2 separate regions of the Homo sapiens genome follow, and region 1 is linked to region 2. Evidence: read pairs that join two places in POLR2A ChIA-PET (ENCODE). Cell type or tissue: GM12878. All regions are shown on one strand. Each heading gives the region's core, and the rest is flanking DNA. Links, peaks and the distances in the headings are about the cores only.

Evidence for each region. Peaks named below come from ENCODE experiments on the same cell type or tissue, not always from the same donor. Only the 100,000 strongest peaks of a DNase experiment are listed, where the experiment ranks them.
Region 1: POLR2A ChIA-PET joins it to region 2 with 10 read pairs; 2 of 35 experiments call an interaction of 5 or more read pairs at or near these places.

The regions. Positions count from the first base shown.
Region 1 is chr10:75,423,193-75,431,717 of GRCh38, forward strand. It overlaps LRMDA (leucine rich melanocyte differentiation associated), which reads left to right and starts at 8,432. Exons shown (of 7, transcript NM_001305581.2): 1 at 8,432-8,525. LOC107984293 (a long non-coding RNA gene) reads right to left here and starts at 8,418. Exons shown (of 2, transcript XR_001747703.2): 1 at 8,330-8,418; 2 at 2,907-7,118. RefSeq lists an enhancer at 8,240-8,525 and a silencer at 8,382-8,481. In GM12878, for the core only: no CTCF peak of the experiment used is centred there; a DNase peak (open chromatin) is centred at 5,399.
Region 2 is chr10:75,533,174-75,542,460 of GRCh38, forward strand. All of the region lies in intron 2 of LRMDA (leucine rich melanocyte differentiation associated), which reads left to right. Among named protein-coding and RNA genes, the nearest start is that of MIR606, 15 kb to the right of the region's middle. RefSeq lists an enhancer at 4,880-5,494. In GM12878, for the core only: a CTCF peak has its summit at 7,604; a DNase peak (open chromatin) is centred at 7,403.

The DNA.
Region 1 (8,525 bases), core at 526-8,525, 110 kb before region 2:
CTTCCTGCAGATCTCAGCTTCATCTCAGTTTCTCAGTGGGGCCTTCCCTCGTCACCCTGTGTACCCGGCACTCCTGTCCCCCTTCCCTGCTGCGTTGTTCTCCACAGGACTCATCACACTCTGTATTTTCCTTCTCCCCTTCCCCTTTCCTTTCCTTTCTTTTTTTCTTGTGTTGCTCTGTTACCCAGGCTGGAGTGCTGGGATCACAGCTCACTGCATCCTCATCCTCCTGGGTTCAACTGATCCTCCTACGTCAGCCTCCTGTGTAGCTTGGACTACAGGCGCGCACCACCATGCCCAGCTAATTTTTTGGTAGCTTTGTAGAGACAGGCAAAACCACATTTACCAGGCTGGTCTTGAACTCCCGGGCTCAAACGATCCACCCACCTTGGCCTCCCAAAGTGCTGGGATTACAGGCGTGTGCCACCACACCTGACCTCCTTGTTTATTTTCTGTTCTTCTACTGAAAATGAGCTCCACAAGGGTAGAAACTTTCTTTTTCTTTTTTTTATAGCTATGTCTCCAGAGTTTAGATTCCTGTCAGGCAGACAGTAGGCACTCAACTAGTATTTTTTGAACAAATGAACTGAATGAATAAATTTCTAGCACCTCAGTATAAGCTATAAATCCTCTCAGGTTTAAGGAAGTACTGGTACCTATAATGTCTGCATTCTCTACTGGCCACTAGTAGCTATTTCAGTGAGACGGGAGACCAAGACATGCCTAGGAATGGGGTTCAGGGTTCAGACCATAGCTGTGAGATGGCACACATGGATCCAAGGTTGGCATGTGTCTCACGTGGCTATGTGCTTACATGTATGTTTGTGGGCTTTTTTTTTTTTTTTTGAGACAAAATCTTGCTCTGTCACTTAGGCTGGAGTGCAGTGGTATGATCTCAGCTCACTGCAGTCTCCGCCTCCCTGGTTCAAACGATTCTCCTGCCTCAGACTCCCAAGTAGCTGGGATTATAGGCACCTGCCACCACACCTGCCTAATTTTTGTAATTTTAGTGGAGATGGTGTTTCACCATGTTGGCCATGGTGATCTAACTCCTGACCTTAAGTGATCCACCTGCCTTGGCCTCCCAAAGTGTTGGGATTACAGGTGTGAGCCAATGTGCCCAGCCTGTTTGTGTGCTTTTGTGTGTCCACAAGATTCTGTGCCAGTGCAGACATGCATAAGGGCCAGCACTCCTTCTGCGTTTTTCCCTCTTCAAGAAAACCACAGATGCTTTATAGAGCTGTGGAACCTCTGTGTGTCCATGAATGACTCTGCTTCCAGCTGCTGCATCCCAAAGCCTTAGTCCACCTGTGATTTGGAGCTGAGGAGCAAATCAAAGCCAGGTGCAGCTGTACTGGAAGACTCTTCTTTCTGGTTGGAGTGACACTTTGTCCTTGGAAACAATCGAGTTCAAGTTCACCACTCAAGCATAAGCAAAGTGACTACATGAGACTAAGAGAATGTGTTTGCTATTCCCTCTGCAAACCCTTCTCCCAAGGCCTTCCCATGACTGGCTCCATCTCATGATTCTGACTTCAGCTCAAATGTCACTTGAGAGAGGCCTTCCCAGAACATTCCACAGCTGTCTGAGGCCATGCAGTTTGTGCATCACAATAGCATTGTGCAGAGGGGGTGAGTGGGGACAAAATCCAGCCTGTGATCCACTCCTCAAGGATTTCATAAGAAAAAGGCTTTGGAGGGCGAGCAAAGACCTTGGACACTGTGTCTAGGTTAGCACCCCCCATCTCCCATACCCTGTCTCACACTGTCCACTTTTGTCTTCATAGTATGGATGACTGCTATCTGAAATGAGGTATTTTGCCTACTTGAAATTATGTTTCAACTTGTTAGCTGTCTTCTCCCACCATAATGTAAGCCTCACAGGAGTAAGGACTGTATCTGTCTTGTTACTATTTGTCCTCCCAGTGTTCGACACATAGTAGGTGCTCAATAAATATCTACTAGTGAGTGTATTCTCTTTCTTTTAGTTTTATTTTTATTGATACATAATAGATGTATATATCTTGGGAGTACATATAATACATTTATATAATTTGTAAAGATCAGATCAATGTAATTTTTTTTTTTGAGATGGAGTCTTGCTCTGTTGCCTATGCTGGAGTGCAGTGGTGCAATTGCAGCTCACTGCAACCTCCAACTCCTGGGCTCAAGGGATCCTCCTGCCTCAGCCTCTCAAATAGCTGGGATCACGGGTGTGTGCCACTGTGCCCAGCTAATTAAAAAAATTTTTTTTTTTTTGTAGAGATGGGGATCTCACCATCTTGCCCAGGCTTGTCTCAAATTCCTGAGCTCAACTGATCCTCCCACCTCAGCTTCCCAAAGTGCTGTGATTACAGGTGTAAGCCACTGTGCCCAGCCTCAATGTAGTTCAGCTATATATAACTTTAAATATTTGTCTTTTTGCTAGGAACATTCAAATTATTCTCTCCTAGTATTTTGAAATATACAATAGATTTGGGGAGATGTGCATTTTTATCTAAGTAATCAATAGCTCCTTAGATCAGTTAGTTTGCATTTGAGGAAACTGAGGAACTTAGGAGTGGAAGGATTAATCTAATCTATGAGCACCCAGTGAGTTAGTAGCAAAGCTAGCTCCTGAACCCAGCTCTCCTAGGCCAGGGCACCGCCCACCACAATGCTCCAGCAGTATCAACCTTCATCTGGCCCTCAGAATCTGGCACTGGTGGTGCCAGGTGCACTTGACACTTGCTTTGCCCCGGGTTCACAGCTGCGAAGAGAGCCTGGGCTTCTTTCGGAGAAGTGGGAAGAGACTCAGAATTAATACTGGTAAGTCACACCGGAACCCTTATGTGCACATTATTGCCCCCCCATATATTCTAAAATAATCCCTGTAAATAATTATAAAAATAAATCTCAGGGACAAATTTTTTATTTCCAGGAACACATTTATTCATCATAATCTCTTCAGGGGTGGGACAAATTGGAGCACTGAGTAGTGAATACAATTTGCAAATAGGCAATGTAAGTAGAGAGAAAATTAATATGTATTCCTTGATGCTCTAAAAGGAGAGGAAGAACATTAATAGCCATTTCCTTGCAGACATAACTTTCAAAATGTTATTTCTGATCTATCAGCGTGAGGCTCCATATGAGGAAAATGGTTGCAACGTGACAAGAAGTGATTAGATGTGAAATGGCATCTTTCAGGTGCTCCTCTCAGCCTCCTTATCCTGTTTTTAGTGGGACATAGGAGGAGTCCTGTTTTCTTTTCTGGCCTGGGGTCACCTGCTTATTTGCTGGGTGACCTTGGGCAAGTCCCTTCTGCCCTTTAAGCCTCAGTTTCCCTCATCAGTAATTGGAGTAGATGATTTCTAAAGCAGTGAGTTTTGGATGATCATAAATCCAAATTATTTTGGGAGTACTTGAGAAAAATACAGATACTAGGGGACCACCTTAATGAACTGACTACCAAGTTCTATGTATTTTAATTGAGGGTGGGAGGAACCCTTCCCCAACTTCCAAGTGGCAGAACCTCTCCAAGTCAAGCTGGGATTCTGGAAAGGTGCTCCCACTGGAAATAGACAGTTGGGTGGGTTCTCTTTCCCTCTTGAAGGTCCAACGTGAGCCCCCCTCCTCCAAGTCAGCGATGACTTGCCTCCCATGCCCAGCCAAGGACTTGGAGTTGCGGCGAGTTCCAGGTAAAATGGGAAATAAGATTTGTTTCTCATTGCTGTTTTCAGGATTTGTTAAAATAGTACTAAGAGATTAGCAGATAGTAGTTTTCATGGTAAATTCTCTATTCTGTGCCAATCTCCTCCTTTTTTGTTTTTAATTATAAAAGTAGTATACGCATGTTACCAAAACCACAGAAGAAATGGAGTGAAAAGCAGAAGCTCCTTTCCCACTCCCACCTTCCTCAAACCCACTCCATTCTCCACAGCCAACTAATGTTTGCATTTTACTTTATTTTTATTTTTCTAGCAAGAGAATCTTACTATGTTGCCCAGGCTGGTCTCAGTGCTAGATTACAGGTATGAGCCACCATGCTCAGTCCTATTGTTTGCATTTTCACAGAGAAATAATGACAAAACCTTTTAAGACCTAAAGAGAAGGAAAACAGCCATGTGCGGTGACTCATGCCCATAACCCCAGTACTTTGGGAGGCTGAGGTGGGTAGGTCGCTTGACCCCAGGAATTCAAGACCAGCCTGGCCAACATGACAAAATCCCATCTCTACAAAAAATACAAAAAAATTAGCCAGGTGTGGTGGTGAGTGCCTGTAGTCCCAGCTACTTGGGAGGGTGAGGCAGGAGGATCACCTGAGCCCTGGGGTCGAGGCTGTGGTGAGCTATGATTGCGCCACTACCCTCCAGCCTGGGACCCTGTCTCAAAAAAATAAAAATAAAAAAAAAGAGAAGGAAAACTAGAGGCACTGAGAATAATAAATTAACATTTGTGGAATGAACACTCATCCTAGATATTATGATGGTATTTAATATATATTTTTAAAAATTCAGTTTGTTCTGATTGGGAAATACTGGAGGGGCTTTGGAGCACAGATCATCCTCAGTCCCCTCACATATGTGCAAGTACTTTGAAGAGGGCCCTGGAAACCTTTCTTCTTTCCTGCACTTCCTAGACTTTCTCCTTTAGGCTGAAAGGGGGCTGCTTCGGCAACAAAGAGCATTTCATAAGCGGAGCATTTCTTAAGTAGACACCCCGCCTTTTTTTTTTTAAATTGAAATTTGAATGTGGTGAGTCTGAATTAGGGCCCACGGCATGATTAATTACAGCAACCATCTTAACCTGCCCGGGGGCTGGGCCTGAAAGAAATGAGGCCAGGCTGAAGAGAAATACAGCTAAGGATAGTTAGGAATGCTAACAAAACTTGGTTAACTGGCCCTGTTCTTCTCTCAGCTGCTAATGCACAGTTGGAAGATTTAAGGAATCAGTTCCTGTTTCACTGGTTCTGGCCGACCCCAGAATCAACTCCCTTGATTGGAAATAAACAGGATCTTCCTTTTTGTCCCCAGGAATGTGATGGAGGAAGGACTCTAAGGCAAAGGGCCTCTTCTGCCAAAGCAGAATAATAATAACAATGATGACAATAGGAATAAAATATTGCCCTCTTCATCAAGGGCGATAAGAGAATGTCCAGTTGTATGAGTTGAACCTTGTTGCTCTCTATGTGCCCGTCAGAGCTCCAGAATTCACAGGCTCAGGGTGGTCAGCATAGGTTGGATTTGAACTTTCTGTTTTGTGGTCCTCCTGAGTGCACTTGTACAAGCTGGGCTACGTGCTTCAATTTGGGGTTCAGAAAACAGGATCACAATGACAGCACTTCTTGCTGACACAGTGCTGTGAATGTCTGTGCACAAGTCTGAGCGTCTCTCCTGAACAGTATTAGTCAGGGATGTCCCTAGTGCCTAGCACAAGGCCAGAAGCTGGGGCACAGCGGCTGTGAAGTAAGATGGGCAGGATAGGAAGCTAGCAGCTCACTTTCAATGAGTCATGGAGTGGGGTGAGAGGACCGTGACTGCATGAGCCCATATTTTACCTCAGTGCTCCTGGGGCTGGGGCAGAAAGAGCTGTGTTCAGGACGAAGCCCCTACAGGACTCGTCTGCTATGTTCACCCTTGTAAAGTCTTTGTATTCCGGAGGAATTATTTGTCTAACTCCTAGGTCAGTCTTATCTCAGTGTTTTTTTTGTTTTGTTTTGTTTTTTGCTCTCTCCCCTCCCCGAGGGAGGGCTACATTATGGAGGAACTTTACTATTTCTGTTTAATCTTCCTTTTTGTTGGCAACAGTGATAAGGAGGTAGAAGGATGTTCCCCCTCCCGGCTTCCAATCTTCCTTGGTCCAGGGACACAGATTCTTTTTCTTTTCCTTTTACCTTTCTCCCTTCCCCCCTTCCTCCTTCTGTTCCTTCTATTCTCCTTTCCCCTCCTCCTTCTCCTTGTTCTTCTATTCTGAAGACTAACTCCAAAAGCTGAGGAGTAAGGACAGGTGAATCCAGTTTGTTTCTGCTGGTGTCCTCCCCCAACAACATTCAGGAAATTACTTCTGCTACGGTCTGAACATTTGTGTCCCTCCCAAATTCATATGTTGAAATCATAACCTCCAAGGTCTTAGGTGGAGCCTTGTGGGGGGTGATTAGATCATTGGCGTGGAGCCCTCAGGAATGGGATTAGTGCTGTTACAAATGAGGCCCACAGGAGCTAGCTTGTCCCTCCTACCATTTGAGGACACAGGAAGAAGGCCGTTGTCTGGGAACCAGAAAATGGGCCCTCACCACACACCAAATCGTGGGTGCCATGATCTTCAGCTTCCCAGCCTCCAGAACTGTGAAAAATAAATTTCTATTGTTTATAAGCACCCAGTTTATGGCATTTTGTTACAGCAGTCCTAGTAGACTAAGACAACTACTTTGCTCAAGAACTTTCAATAGCTCCCTATTGTTATCAGTTTACAGTTCCAACACTAAAGCCCCCCTCCAACAGAGCTATCCTGATCTTAATTTTTGTGATTTCTGCACATGATCCTTCCCCACACCATCAACTGGCCTTCTTGATGTGTTCACCAAGCAGAGACAGCAGTAGGTGGGGAAGCATTTCCAGCTGAAACTAACAGCTTCTGTGAAGCCAGAGGACGGGAGAGCTGGGACAGGTGGCTGAAGAGGTAAGAATTGATGGGATTATAAGAGATCTTCAGGGACATACTAAAGATTCTGGACTGTATTAATTATTACTTGATTAGGAGCCATTGAAAGATTTTAGGTAGGATCTAATTGGGCTTTTAAAATGGTTGCCCTGGGGCTATGTGGAGGAGGCAACAGTAGTGAGAGGGTGTGGAAAGGGGGAAAGATGCCAGCCCACTTTGGTGACATTGGTAGTGTCTGCAGAACAGCCTATGCTCAGATGACCCAGCTGTGTATGGAGGCAGGGGGATGGATGAGATGACCTTCAGTAACCCCCTTCTGGTGGGGGAAGGGAGAGCCGTTCTCCAATCTCATCTTTGAGTCAGCTTGGGCCTGTTTCCACAAGTCCTCTTCCATCTGTCAAAGCCCTTCTAGGAAAGCTGAGCTGAAAGGCAGCTGCGGAGGGCAGAGTGCTGGCTGGGTCCGGGCTCACTTCCTCCTTTTCAGGCAGGAAAAGCAGACAAAAGTGCACAATGGACCAGAGAGGGCGCGTCCAGCAGAGAAGGAGGGAGAAGGCGGGGGAGCTGGTCCTTGGGGCAACAGGCCTGGGAAGGTTCCCTTTGATCCCCTTATCTCTGGAGGGTAAGCTTTCTTTTTTGGCCTGCAGGACCTTTTGTTGCAGCATTTCCTGGAATCCCCCAAAGTAAACACAGTCAAGACTGCATTCTTACTGCTCTACTCTTCTGAGCCTGCTCCTCCCAGCTGAGAGAGGGGCAGGAAGGTCAACCCTCCGAGATCAACACTGCTCATCAAAATGCTGACAAGGGCCCACCTAACAATGTGTTAGGACCGGGGCTGTCTGAGAGACGATGCCAGTTAAGGCTGGGCTGGCTCTTAGCTGCAGCAAGAGTGGAAGATGACAACCAGTTGATATCTGGTAGCTCTGTGCATCCTGGACTTGGAGGCAAGAATAGGCAAGGAGAAAATCTGGATCCTTCCAGAGAATTTCAGAGAAAAACAGGCATGGGTTTAGGGAGTTACCTGCCCACTGGGCCTACTTTCATCCAGACAGGAGGCCCGTGGCCAGCTCTTCCAGGTGGGGATGGGGTGGGTGGGGAACAGCGAATAACCCCACTGATAACTTCAAGCCTCACAAATCTCTTGCCCTCTGAGGAGCAGGAGAAGAGAAGCCTGAAATTTGGGGTCACCAGCCAATTATCCTTCCCCAGGGTTTATTATTGTCAACTCTTAGAGGCCACAGGGAAAGGGTGGGGTGGTCTTCACCAAGCCAGCGTTTTATTTATAGGGAAATTCAACCCCCCCAATCCCCCTCCCCTCCTACAAATGGAAACTGGGCCGCACCAGGAGTCCTTCAACCTTCTAACTTTCCCTCTCCCCAGCTTTGATGAGGAGGGGCGTTCAGCCAAGAGGCCCCTCCTCGCTGCAGTTGAGGTCCATTATGTAACCCAGCTTGCGAAATGCAGGAAAGGCCCGGCTGGCTACAGCCCGGCTAACGGCTCAGAAAGGGCGCCCCTGATAGGAATACCCCCACCTCAGGCGTGGCCCAGACAAACGCGATAAAGCTGTGGGCATGGAGTTTTGGGCATTGGGACATCCGGGGGAGGGAGGGGCGCGGGCAGTCGGGGTCAGGCCGCCGTCGGGGCGCGGGGCGCTGCGGGCCACCTGTTGCAGCGGGCGGCCAGGGCTCACCTGCGCGGAGACCGGGCCGAGGGGCGGCGGCGGCGAGCGGCGGAGCTGAGGTCCCCGAGGCTAGCCCGCGCCTCCGGCTTCCGCCGGGTCAGCTGACTGCCCAGTGCGGAACTGTGCGCCCGCCGCGCTCCCCTGCCGCGCTCCCCGCTGCTGCCGCCGCGCCCCCGCGCTCCGTCCCGCGCGCCCGCAGCGTCCT
Region 2 (9,287 bases), core at 693-8,692:
TTTCAACTGAGAGGATAACAAAGAACATGGTAGGAGTTGGACTACATAAAAGTTAGTTTCAGTAAAGGCTGAGATATTAGTATATTTAGATACCACTCTTTGTTTACCCTTAAAATGGACTCCTCATTTTATAATGACATTTTAATGAGGAAAACCTATATACAAATGAAATAGGTAACAATTAGGGGTGGGGTAACCCAGGGTCTCTTTGGATCTACTTCAGGAAAAGGCTGACAAGGGAGCCTGGGAGAGTTTCGTGCAGCAGAGAAAGCATCAATCCTGGGTGGAAATTTTGAGTTATTTATAAATGAGTTTTTATGGGTCTGAGTAAGAGACACTTCTGGGCATACTCATATTTATTGTTTCTCCCACTGACTTGGTTAAAAGTAGGTAAATAATAAATTATGTCATTGCACATCTATGTTTTCTTGTCTCTTGATGTGCAAGAGGACATCACTTTCTGGAAAATCATGGAGTGGGAAACTTTGAAGCTTATTCTCTGGTGTCTTGTGTTTGGGATCAGGCAGTTGTAGCAGTCTGCTGCTGAGTGAGCCTTTCCTTTCCCTTGCTATCACTGGGAGAGTTGGGCCCACTCAGAGGATGAGAGGAGAGAGAGAGTCAACGATATTCCACAGAGTGCAGAGAGAGTAACAATTAATTGCACCTCCTTGGAGGAGGTGACGTTTGGAGGGGACTTTGTCAAAAGACAAAATAAAATGTACATGCGATATGTGCAACATATGAGGACTCTATATTGCAAGTGACTCAAACTGGTTTCAACAGTAAAGGAAATCTATTGCCTAGGTGTTAGGGTAGCGTTCGGGGCAGGTGGGTGGATCCAGTGGCTCAGATGGTGTCCTATAGAACCCAGTTTCAATCTTCCTTCTCTTGGCCATTCCTGGCATCAACAGGCTCTCTTCATGCTCTCTACATCAAAGGTCTCTGCACATGTAGCATAAGTTAGGTCTTTTACAGGGAATATAATATATGAGGGTGAGTATTTCAAGTGCCCTGATGCGCAATTGTGAGGTGCTTATAATGCAAACCTGTGTCTGTTTGAGATTCAATTCAGCAAATACCTTTGAACAGCTACTGGGTGCAAAGTGCTGTGTGTGGCAGTTAGTTGCCCATCACATTTGGTGGACAGTGGTCCTCCTGGGACTTGCTGTCATGTGGTGTACTTTAAAACAGAAGTTAAGAAAAAACAGTGAAAAATGCTACCATTGAATTGGGTGGCATTTAAGACTGTTTCTAGCCGTCCTGACTCTTAGAACTTTGCTTTCTCGGCAATATTGTGGGTGCATATATTTGGCAGGGGGGGATTCTAGGTTTATGAGTCAACCTGAGGAGTAAGAATGGAAGATGACAATAGTTTCTGATCTTTAGCTTTTAAGTCAAGGACTGCTTTCCAAAATGTTCTTGGCAGGCAAGCTGCCTTTGAACATTGTTAGACATAGACATAGCCTCAGAATAGCATCTGAATTACGATGTTTTTGTCTTCTTTTCCCCAACTTGTGATGGCTGATAGACAGAAAATGCTCATAAAACCTTGACTCAAACCACCAAATGGCTGAATAATTCAAGCTTGAGTTTTTTGAAGAATTTTGAATCCCAAAATAAGACTCCTAAGGAAATAGATATGATGTTTCTTTCTTCCTCCCCTTTTAAGCCTAATTAGGGTTTGTACTTAGGTAATGGAGGGTCAGATTCAGGGGAAAGTCTTGCTAGTATGAGCTTAAACTATACACCAGAATTTCTCTATACCCATAAGCTTCATTAAAAAAACGAAAACAAAACTCAGAACCCCAAATAAATAAAAACACATTTATTTGATGATGTCTCTGTCCACCATGAAGAGGCTTAGTGTTATGCTTGTTGTAGAAAAATATTTTGTGAATGTGTCTTACAATCTTTCACTATTTTTGGTAAAAGACAGTTCTTTTTATCTTCTAAATTAGAAATTCATTGTCATGGATTTTTTGTTTTTGTTGCTTTCTTTAGCCTGTTTTTCAGGGATTTTTTTTTCCATATCAGGATTGCACTGTGATTGGAACATTCTCACAAAGATTTCAACCAAGTTTTTCTTCTCAGGATTGACACACCATCAACAACCTGAAATAGTAAGCCTTTTCTGCTTTCTAATTTCCTCCCTAGAATTCCAGTTGAGGTCCTTGTCTTTCCTTCAGCTTCTTTTACTTACTTACTTCTTATTTATTTATTTATTTATTTCTCTAGTCGTCCTTTTATGAAGTGCACTGTCAGCAGCAGCTTAAAGATTTGTTATTCAAGCCATGAATCCCTCTGTGAAAGGCAAAAACTGAAATTTAGAGACTCTCTTGCTCTTTTATTTTCCCATCTCAATTTCTTTTCTGTTCCTAGTGCATTTTGGGGCAGACAATGAGCCAACTAATGCAAATCACCCAGACCAAAGAACCCTTAGATCATTTCTGAAGAACTTGAAGTGATCCTTGAAGAGAACTTTATTATTCAAGGTTTTCAGAATAAAACCTTAAAAAAAAATTGGGTGTGACTAAAGAAAATCAGGTAAGGGCCTTGTAGCCATTTTGGATAAAGTTGAAGTGGACTCATCTTTACAACTGGAACTGCTCTGCCTCAGGTTCCGGATGCCCCCTGCCCTGGGAGGAACAAGTGTTGCTTCTGCTTCTGGGAGGAGGCAGTGTGGTCTACTGGAAAGTGGACCAGGCCAGGAGGCAGTGATTAGAGCTCTTCTGAGCCATCTGTGCCATTAAATTGGCTGTATGACTTTGAGCAAGACTCTGAATTATTCTATGCAATCCTGTAGAATGAGAGGTTGGGTTGGCTGGTGTTCTGGATTGTGGGATGGAGGGGAAAGCCACCTCCTTATTGTCTGACCTGGCTGCTTGTCATTCTGCCTCAGCCATGCCGCCGTCGCTCTGTTCCTCTCCCACCCAGGCTTTGCTCACATTGGCCCCTGAGCTGCTGTTCTGCTTGCTCTGTATTGCCTTCTTTTTGTCTACCCAGATCTTAACCATCCTTGCAGGGCGGGTTCACATGACTCCAGGCCTTTCCTAGCTGCTCAGGTTCTTCTCAGAACAGCTATTGTACTCGGGGTCCATTCCATACTGCTCTACACAACTGTATATTGTATATATTCTCAAACATGCCCCCTGGCCTGGCTCTGTGCTTGTCCTGTGTGTCCCCTCTATAGGATGCTCTCTCTGTCCTCCATCAAGTCCCAGCCTCTACCTCTTGAAAATCCTAACTATGTATATACCCTGGTGGTTCATACACAGCTCACATGACTCTACTGAGGTATGCTCTTCTCTCTGTCCTCTTTAACCCAAAGTTGAGGGCTCATCACACCTGTTTGGGGTATATGTGTTCCTGCTCCACCCACTTGCTATTCTTTTATTGTAGCATTTTTAGGAGATGGAGCCTCACTCTGCTGCCCAGGCTGGAGTGCAGTGGTGTGATCATAGCTCGCTGTATACTTGAACTTCTGGGTTCTTGTCTCAGCCTCCCGAGTAGCTGGGGCTATAATTCTTAAATTAGTAGTAGCTGGGGATAATTCTTAAATTTTTTTTGTAGAGATGGGGGTCTTGCTATGCTGACCAGGCTGGTCTTGAACTCTTAGCCTCAAGTGATCCTCTTGTCTCAGCCTCCCAGATTGTTGGGATTACAGGCATGAGCCACTGTGCCTGGCCTACTGAAGCATTTTTGATCTAGGATCAGGCTTGCTTGACATTTAACTCTGAGAACTTTGAGGACAAAAACAGTGTCCTCATTGTATCCCCCATACCACCCATCGTATGCTGGACAAATAACAGGTATCCTACTGGTGGTTGGTAATTAGACCTAGAATTGCCAGGGAGCACAGATGCTCTGGTATTTCAGCTACTCCCTTGCCTTACGTTCCGGTCAAGAGTGAACTTTTATGCCCAAACTAGCTAAGAGACTATTTTCTTCTGTCACACTATATGCTGAAGAGCTTTCTTTTTACTTTGTGTTCATTATTTTTGGGGGAAGGATTTTTCCACTTAGCTCAAAGCCTTGTCATTGCCTCATTATTATAACGTGCAACCGCTGATGGAAGCATCTTTTCCATCACCTGGAGGCATTCCACTTGTGGCTACTTCTGGCTCAGCCCCTGAGAATACTCCTAAGGCAGGCCATGTGGCTGAGAGGCTTGGTACTTCTGGGTTTAAGTTCTGCTCTGATTCTGCCTAGCTTTGTGTGACATCAGGCAAGTTGTTAAGTCTCTCTAAGCCTTGATTTTCTCTCCCACAGCATTGTGATGTACCTACATCCCTGACTGTCAGGATTAAATGAGACCCTGACTGTACAGCTCTCAGCACAGTGCCTGGCATAATTTATCCTTGTTATCCTTGCTATCAAAGCCTGTATTGACTACCAAATGTATGAGGCCTGAGCCAGGCCCGTAAGGATGGAAGTTCAGATCTGGACAAATGTGTAAGGGATTTGCAGATGTGATCAAAGTATTGAAGTGAGCTTGGGTTGCTTGGGGGCCGGGGAGAGCATTTGCATTCATGACTGGGTGGAGTGAGTACCTCTTGGGTCCAGGGAGTTTAGAATTCTCAGCCTGGCATGCAGGCATTTAATCACTCCTATCTGTTTTTCCCCTCCTTTCTAGAGATGTTCCATACTTCTCAAACATGCCCCCTGGCCTGGCTTTGTGCTTGTCCTGTGTGTCCCCTCTATAGGATGCTCTTTCTGTCCTCCATCAAGTCCCAGCCTCTACCTCTTGAAAATCCTAACCGTGTATATACCCTGGTGGGTCACACACAGCTCACATGACTCTACTGAGGTATGCTCTTCTCTCTGTCCTCTTTAACCCAAAGTTGAGGGCTCATCACACCTGTTTGGGGTATATGTGTTCCTGCTCCACCACAGTATACGGTTGGGGACTATTAGAGCTGGAGAGAATTTTGAGGTCTGAGGACACAGTTGCAAATGAAACCTGAAGCTTTGTTAGCTCATCAGATATAAAGCAGATACTGATGAGGCCGCTGCATCGAAGGGGAGCCAAGACCCTATCTGCTATGTTGTCATTTCCCCTCCTAGAAGACCCTAGAAGCTTTGTGCTGCCCAGGGAGCTTTGCATAACACAGAGACTGAAAGCGGTGCAGCGATTTGGCCGAGTCCCTGCAGCAGTACTTGAAACTGTATCTGGCCACCTGCTGCATCCTCTACCGCATTTCACATAGCATGCCTAGTGAGTGAATGTAAGGAATAATTAGGAAAGGTTAAGTGATTTCCTAATGCATCTTCTATTTGCGATTCAAAAGATGTAAGTGGCAGTGTTGTCTCTTATGTAATCTTCACCCGTAGACTGTTCAAATCATAGGGAAAGGGTGAAAAATGGCAAAAAATGGCACTTCACTGAGCATGAAGTGAAAATGTCTCAGATGGGCATTGAGTAGTTTTGTTTGTTTGTTTGTTTGTTTGTTTGTTTGTTTTGTGTTTTTGGCTTTGACCTGTCATTTCTTAGCTTTCTCATCTATGCCTTTGTTAACTTGGGTCAGAGGAAAGGGTCTGTGTGATTTCAACAAGCAAGTATTAGGAAAAGGCTGGCAGAGAGACTTTATGCATGTTACCTAAGCTGGGATTTGATCTTCAGACCCCCAAGGTGAAAGGCTAATACCTTAATTTGTGTGTTTTATAAACATCCCCAGGCAATGACCTTCTGCTAGCCTCATGTGATATTCACATTCTACAGTACTGAATGCCAAATTTTCTGTCTTGGAATAGAGTGGTACAGGTTGCATGTTCAAGTTTAGAATCAGCAGGGTGCCATCCCTATATTAGTGTTGCTTGCATGCAATTGAGTGAAAGCTTTTTAGAGGATTTCCTGGCAGAATGGAATTTTTTATTTTAAGAGAATACATATCGTATGGTTTAAAACCAAAAAAACTTCTCTTCAATAGGACTTGTGTCCAACAATGTAAGGCATTTTCCCTTGCAGCTTTCCCTTTCCTAAAAGCTTTCCTTTAAGGGTCATCTTTATTTTTCTGGTGTCAGTCAAATTATTTTTCAGCAGAGCATGAAAACTGGAGATGGAGACCCTCCATGGCTGTGTGTTAGAACCACACTGAAAGTTTTTTGTTTTATGTAAATAGAGATTGATGGAACATTTTACACAGAGTACGGGCTTTTGACAAAAAGTATTGATGGTTGCTTTCAGTAAGTGTTACTTGAGATGACAGAACATTGCATTTTAAGATGAATTACATGAGGAACTCCCTCTTTGGGAATGTCATACATTTTATTTCATCTGTTGTTTTATGAGAGAATGACTGAAGTCATGAATACCTTAGACTGAACTCTTTCCTTTGCACATTATAAGCCTCGGTTTGGTGCACTCTTATTTTAAATATTAAGTTATGGGGGAAATGTTTATACTGGCAAATAATATTGATAAAAATGCTTAAATGTTCAGAAGCAGAACATAACTTCTCACATGGTTTTCTCTTGCATGGTGGTGATTTGTAGGAAGCCTGGGAACCTGGTTAGAGTTAAATATATATTTTCAGAAAGATCTCAGAGATTTGGCTTAGTATAAATGGCTGTTTTTTTGTTGTTTTTGTTATTGTTGATGTATTGGCGATTTTCTCCCTCTGGCTGTATTTAGATTTCAAAAATGCTACATTTGCATTCACTCCCTATAGCATTATTTGTTCTTGATGCAAGGGCTTAGAAGTCAGAGTCTGTCAGAGTCTTTTGGGTTTTAATTTTCTTTATAGCATTAATTCAGAGATATTAGCTTATCAGCACCCAGGGGTTAAAGGTTATTAACAGATTCACTATATGTTTATTGAGCACCTATTACTATCTGTTCTAGGATCTGGGGGTATAGGCCTGATTCTCATGCTGCTTATAATCTAGTGAGGAGCAGAAATAATAACAGATAATAAAATTTCTGGTAGCAACATTATACCATATTGAAAATAAAGCAGGAGTAAAGGGTTAGGTGCCTCAGAAGTGGGTGTGGGAGCGTATTTTAGGTAGAGATGTCAGGGAGGGCTGCTCTGAGAAGTGACATTTAAGCAAAGAGCTGAAGGTGAGATAGCTTGTGCAAAGGTTTGGGAACCTGGCAGAGGGAACAGCAAGTGAAAAGGCCCTGGGGCCAGAACAAGCTTGGCATGTTTGAGTAACAGCAAAGCAAGTACAACACCAATGGTGGGCATGCTCCAAGTTTGGGGATTGGCATGATAGGCTTATAGGAAGACCAGGCACAAGAGGAATGTGATTTCATACATTTGTCCCATGTGTGTGGCCATAGGATTCTCGTTTTATCACCATACTGTCTTCCCCTATCTAGCACCTGGCCAAACAGGCTTTTCTTATTTCCACTTGGCTGGTTTCTGTAGAAAGATCTTACCTCCCCACTAGCACTCTGCTCCACTATTTGCTGGATGCCAATATAGGTAAAGTCCCAGTCACCAGGGGAATTTGAAACTTTCACTCCCCCAGACTGAATCCCTTAGTTAAATGTGTTCTCATATACTTTGAATATTACTTTCTTGCAGTGCTTATCCCACACTATTGTAATTAGTTGTGTATGTGATTGTCTTCCCAACTGTAAGCAGCTATTACTCATGTTTGGGCCCCTAGTGTTCAGAAGAGTGCCTGGCATCCAGTAAATATGTAATGTGTTTATTGGCTAAAAAAGTAAAATAATTCCCTATGTGTTACCTGGCTACCTGTTATAAGAACTAGAAATTATGGTGAATGCAGAGTCAATAAACTCATTGCTTTTACAGGAAGAGCTTAAAACAAACTTAGGGAAACAAGTTTTGTTGTTTTTTTTTTAAAAAGGAAAAAAACAGTTTTGGATCTGCTTTAGGGCACTTATAAGAAGAGTTTTAACAACTGTTGGTTTAAATAGTTGTTGCAGGAATGAGAACTCTTGCAGGGATTGAATAGCCTAGGCAACCGCAGCATTCAAACCCTGGTGGGACGGAATTCCCAGAGGCCAACTGGGTCTTTCCTGGATTTGAGCCTTTGTCCCAGGGCCTTATGAGATACTTTGTCCTCCATAAATTTGGAGCCGATTTGGAACTAGCTAGCTGTTTTTCTCCCTGCTGAATTAATGTGCTGTTCAGCCTAAGCTCAAATATGAAATATATTAAAAGCAAACTAAAAACAGGTCACCGTTTTGCCTCTAATGTTATGGGAATATTTGTTTTTAAGTCATCTTTTAATACTCCACAAATCTTCCCCACAAACTTTTTTTTTTTTTTTTTTTAAGCAGAGACTATTTTTCCCAGTGCAAAAGGCCATTTCTTAAGTCCTGATTTATTCAGAAATTTACATGGAGAAAATGGCCCCAGATCCCACACAAGTGAAATTTATTTTTTAATCTGGGGCACAGTAGGGAGCCCTGAGAAATGCGTTTTCCTCCAGGATTGTAGGAGGAATACATAGTGTTTGTTTAAAGCATCAGGTATTGAGAAATGTAATGGCAGGGTGAAAAGTTTGACCTCAGCTGCCAGATCCGATCTGCTAGGGGGTAATTGAGTTGCCATGTTTTTTTCCTCTTCAGTTTAAATCAAGTTTTGCTATAGCCCATTTAAGTGTCAAATTGGTAGCAAAACTTGACAACTTCAGGGTGCAGACTTGCTTTTGATGAGAATTTACATGCAAATCATTTTTGCCTTGAACTGTCAACTCCTGTTTCTGATACTCTGAGGGGGACATGTCTCTCCCCACCTCTCTCTCCCCAAGCCAAAGGGGATGTTGGCTAATGTTATTAATCAGTGTGTGGAAGAAAAATTATCTTGATAAATATGGTGGTTAAACTATATTTTCCCTTTTGTATGTCAGCTGTTGCAGCTGGGCATTTAATCTCCTTTTACCTAGAAGGAAATCAAACAATTATCCAGCGCTTGATGTCAAAAAGAAACTAGTGAATGAGGGTGGAGGGTCACCAGTGTATTGGAGAATGGGCTTAAGCCACCAAAACCTGACAAAGGGTGCTGACAGTCTGCATTTTCTTGGGCATTAAACAAAGTCTTTGGTAACTTTAAAGAATCTTTCCTTGCATGACTAAACTCATTGAGGGGGTTAGAGAGAAAGCTGCCTCAGAAGTCTTAAGCCTGAAACTTTTTTTTTTTTGGTTTTTCCCTAAACCCTTGGGACGCTTAAAAGCACGTGAGCATGTGTAGCTCCATCATTCAGCAAGACAAAGGAGTGTTTGCACTTTCACAGAGTTAATAATGACAGTAGCAAGTCTTTCTAGTTTCCAGCCATCCTGTTTAGCATTCCTAGTCATCTTACCTTCCTGA